2 separate regions of the Homo sapiens genome follow, and region 2 is linked to region 1. A link is an interaction called in ENCODE POLR2A ChIA-PET data of the cell type or tissue named here. Cell type or tissue: Panc1. All regions are shown on one strand.

Region 1 (2,500 bases):
CCACCTCCCAGGTTCAAGCGATTCTCCAGCCTTGGCCTCCTTAGTAGCTGGGATTACAGGCCGCGAGCCACCACGCCCAGCTAATTTTTTTCTATTTTTAGTAGAGAGGGTTTCACCATGTTGGCTAGGCTCGTCTCGGACTCCTGACCTCAAGTAATCCACCCACCTTGGCCTCCCAAAGTGCTGGGATTACAGGTGTCAGCCACCACGCCCAGCCAGTCCACCTTCTTTTTTATCTTAGTTAGTTATACTATAAAACCAAGGTATGTGTTTTACTTTTTATCTTTTGAATAATTATATGTTCTCCGTTTTGAATTTCAATAATGAAAGAAGGTATGTTTCTCTATTTTAAAAAATTAGCAAGTAGAAAACAAAACCAAACAAAATAAAAAGTGTCACTAGCTTCCCAAATAATTTATAATCAAATCCGAACTACTTACTTTGGCCTTCAAGTCCCATAAGACCTGTCTCCTGCTTACTCTGACCTAGCACATCCCTTCTCACTCAGGCCACACCAGCCAGACTGGCCTTCTTGCTGTTACTGCACTAGACCAAGCCTGTTTGTGTACCTCTGCCTACAGTGTTTTCCACAGACCTTGGCATTAATTACAAATGTTTGAGAAGAAAGGAAACAGCAGTAAAAGGCTGGATCAGGGTCATGCAAAGGCAAAGACTCAATATAAAAGCAAAGCAAAAAAAAAAAAAAAAAAAAAAAGGCAGACCAACTACCAGAAAGACCTGTATTGCAGATGATGACAAAGAATGACATGGATGTAAGACAGTGAGATTAGCTGGCCACGGTTGTTTCCTTAAAATTAGTCCTAGAAATTTCTGGTGGCTGAGGATAGTTGGGATAGTTCTGAAAGAAGCTGCCCAAAGCTCTAAATTTGATGCTTTTGAGAAAAGCCTGATCCCTTTTGAGATGAGGTAAGCCATCACTACAGGCAAAAGAAAGAATGCCTGATGGACAGGGGAGGGGATGGAGAGCACTTAGAACAATGAATACATGGGGAGTAGTTTGGTTCAATAAATGACTAACAATGTGACCTTTGACAAACTGAAAGCCTCAATCTCCTCATCCTAACAACAAAAAAGATGACAGCTATCCTGTTTTATTACAGAACTTTTATGTACATAATACAGATATAAGTACTCTTTTTTATTTTTTTTTTTTGAGACAGGTCTTTCAACCAGGCTGCAGTGCAGTGGTGGAGTCAGAGCTCACTGCAGCCTCGATCTACAGGGCTCAAGCAATCCTCCCACCTCAGGCTCTTCAGTAGCCAGGGCTACAGGCACCCACCACCACACCCAGCTAATTTTTTAAAAATTTTTAGTAAAAAGGAGGTCAGACTGGTCTAGAATTCCTGAGCTCAAGCGATCCTCCCGCTTTGGGTTCCCAAAGCGCTGGGATTACAGGCATGAGCCACTGCACCCAGCCAAAAGTACTTTTTAAAACCGTGAACTTCCCAAAGTTTGTCTCATTTTCTTCCCTTATAAAACAAATCTTTTTCCTGACCTCATTTCCATAAATACCATAAAAGAATTTACTGCTACTCTCCCAGTTCTTCCAGCTCAACCATCTTCAACAACCACCTCTGTCTACAGAGGCAGATACAATTCCTCTGGTGGTACATGCCTGTAATCCCAGCTACTTGGGAGGCTGAGGCAGGAGAATCACTTGAACCCGGGAGGCAGCAGTTGCGGTGAGCCGAGATGGCACCACTGCACCCCAGCCTGGGCAACAATAGCAAAACTCCATCCTAAAAAAAAGAGTAGTGTTGTACTCTCACCTCTACCTTAAAAATGCAGGAGGGTACAGGTTATCCAAAGGCATCAGGCAAATAACTGAAAGACCTCTGGGGAAGTTCACACTTTTACTTATTTATACACTCAGAAAGGAAACCTAGGCCAGGCAGATACACATAAGCTGCCCAGCAACGGGACCAGGTCTTATTCTTCTTAGAATTCACAGTACCTAGGACAGTCCCTGGTACACAGTGGGTGACCTACACATAAAATTTACCATTTTAACTATGTTTAAATGTACAATTCAGTGGCATTAAGCACATTCACATTATTGTGCAACCATCACTACAATCCATTTCTGTAATTTCATCATCCCACAACTGAAACTCTGTACCCTTTAAACAGTGACTCCCCATTTCCCCTCCCCACAGCCCTTGGTAACCATTAATCTACTTTCTCTTTCTGTGAATCTGACTATTCTAGATATCTTATATAGGTAGAATCACACACTAAAGAACTTTTTCCAAGATGGCTGGGCTCCACTGATGGCTGGCAGCTGTAGTTGTTCTACAAGGCTATTAAGGGCAATGAACTTTCAGGTTGTTAATGGCACCTCCTACTGTCAGAGACACTGAAATAATAAAATAATTCATATGTAATTACCAGTATAGTCATCAAAGTTGACTCTTCCTCTCATTGTGTTCACGACAGACTCTGGCTGCTCAAATATTTCCTTCTGCATAAATGAACTGAA
Region 2 (2,500 bases), 74 kb before region 1:
AGGAGAATGGCATGAACCCGGGAGGCAGAGCTTGCAGTGAGCCGAGATAGCGCCGCTGCACTCCAGCCTGGGCGACAGAGCGAGACTCCCTCTCAAAAAAAAAAAAAAAAAAGAGTTCCTGTTATTCCATACCCATGTCAACATGCCAGACCCATTGATTTTTACCAATCTGTGGGTACATATTAACAATTCATTGTAGCTGTAGTTAAAATTTTCATTTCTCTGGTTTCTCATGAGTTGTACAATCTCTGAGTGATTGTTGGTTATCTGTGTACCCCTTCTATGCCACCATGCCTGTCAACTGTTCCACTCATTTTCCTGTTGGGTTGTTCGTCATTTTCATATCAATTTTTAAGGGAGCTTATATATTCTGGATACTAATCTTTTCACTGTTACAAGTGCTGCAAATATCTTCTCCTATTCTGTAATTTCTCTTTCCACTGTCTTTAAGATACTTCTGATAATGAAATCTCTTTATTTTAATGTAATCAAGTGTATTAATCTTTTCCCAGATGAATTGTGAGTTTTCTTTTTTAAAAATCATTTTCTACCCCAAGATTGCAAAGAAATTCTTCTATATTTTCTCCTAAAGTCTTTCTTACAATTCTAGATTGACAGTTATTTTCTCTCATAGTATTGAAGATTTTATTCCATTGTCTACTGAATACCATTTTGCTGTGGAAAAGTGAACTGTGGGTACTGTAGTTCCTTTGTATTAATCCATCTTTACTCTCTGGTTATTTTTAGACCTTTCCATGATTTTAGTGTTCTTCGGTTTCACTATGAAGGATGAATATGTTTGTAGTGTTATAAATTCATCGGGCTACCTGAATCTGAAGTATGCATAAATGTTTCACCAATTAAGAAAAATTCTCAGTCATTATCAATTCAAAAATTGCTGATCCTCTCTTTTCCTTCTAGAACTCCAATCAGATATATGTTAGACCTTCACACTTCATCATCCATGTCTCTTAACCTTTCATATTTCTACTCTTTGCCTCTCTGCATGCATTCTGGAAAATTTCTGCAGCTCTATATTCCTATTCATTGATTTATCCCCTCTAATTAGCTTTCTCTTTGAGCCATCATGACAGCTCATGTCCCAAAGTGAGACTGTGCTGAGGCAGAGGGAGGAGAAAGACAGCCTGAATTTAAAGGAGGCAGAATCAATGAAGCTGGGGAATGACGTTGTGGACTGAGTGAGCTATGTGAGGGACAATGTCCAATGATGGGGTGCAGGCAGATGCACCCACCAATAGCTGGTGCTCATCAGTGTCATCAAAATCACAAAGATATGTTGACTACAAACAGTAGATTAACAGAAGCTCTTGGAGAAACAATACTCTGTACAATAGAGTGGCCTGAGCAAGCATAACAGTCCAAGCTGCCCGGTTTCATATATTAACTTCAAGTTGGGAAAAGAAAGAGCAAATAAATCAGCTGAAATTTAATGTGAGCTCATTTGATGTATTAAGGTTTGTTAAAATTCTACCAACATATAGTGGTATAAATCCTCTAGAACTGTGCTGTTCAATGCAATAATCACTAGCCACATGTGACTACTCTAGTGAAATTATATAAAATGTAAAATTCAGTTCCCAGTCACACTAGCCACATTTTGAGTTCTCAGTAGCCACATGTGGCTAATAGCTAATGACTACTGTATTACACAGCATGGATATAGAACACTTTGATCTTTGCAGGAAATTCTAGAATTCTGCAGAAAAGATTGAGCATCACTGCTATAGAAGCTGAAGAGCTCATTATTGATGAAGACAGTTGAATTTTTTATTTTGTAGTCTTTGACTCATAGGAAAAAAAATCAGGCAAAACACAAGAAATAGCCTCATAACATGAGAAATAGCCTCAATAAAACCCAGACATTCCACTTCCTGCTGGGTTCAATACCCGGAGAGTGCCTTGTGCCAAATTGGGAGAGATTCCTCAAAAAACGGGAGTAGAAAGAGCATAGGGATTGTTGCAAACATTGTGGAGAAGCTCCTGAAATTCCTCCGTCCTCTGACTTTGACTTTGTGGTTGACCTGCATTTTCCACCACCCTCCATCCCATCTCTGCACTGTGGAAAATATTGTTCATATTTCATTCATTAAACAGAATGGTTTGGCAAGAATAAGGCTTGACCAAGACAAACTTTTAATAATAAAGCCTGTAATAGAATCCAAGGAAGTGAGGAAATTGACCTAAACATCCAAATAAGGAACTCAAGGAGTTAGAGCTTTGAGTTATAAACGGGAAGGGAACTGTGAGACACTGAACTTGCAGGGCCTGTAATCCCTTCATGTCGGAGTTGACCAAGGCTGATTGCTCAATGCCAAGGTGAAGTTAACACTGTCTGCAATCTCCAATGGATATCCTAAATAAACTCAAGTAGACTCTGAAGAAGTGCAGAGTTTGATACCGTTTATGCAACATTTAAAAGCATGCAACACAGTCTAGAAAATGTTATTATGCAAAACAATACCAGAGATTGTTTTTTAAT

What was found. ChIA-PET counts read pairs that join two places held together with the same protein. Peaks named below come from ENCODE experiments on the same cell type or tissue, not always from the same donor. Only the 100,000 strongest peaks of a DNase experiment are listed, where the experiment ranks them.
Region 2: POLR2A ChIA-PET joins it to region 1 with 14 read pairs; 2 of 35 experiments call an interaction of 5 or more read pairs at or near these places.

The regions. Positions count from the first base shown.
Region 1 is chr2:69,343,495-69,345,994 of GRCh38, forward strand. It overlaps GFPT1 (glutamine--fructose-6-phosphate transaminase 1), which reads right to left. Exons shown (of 20, transcript NM_001244710.2): 12 at 2,410-2,500. Among named protein-coding and RNA genes, the nearest start is that of GFPT1, 42 kb to the right of the region's middle. In Panc1, no CTCF peak of the experiment used is centred here; no DNase peak of the experiment used is centred here.
Region 2 is chr2:69,269,874-69,272,373 of GRCh38, forward strand. No RefSeq gene overlaps it. Among named protein-coding and RNA genes, the nearest start is that of GFPT1, 120 kb to the right of the region's middle. In Panc1, no CTCF peak of the experiment used is centred here; no DNase peak of the experiment used is centred here; H3K27ac peaks cover 958 bases.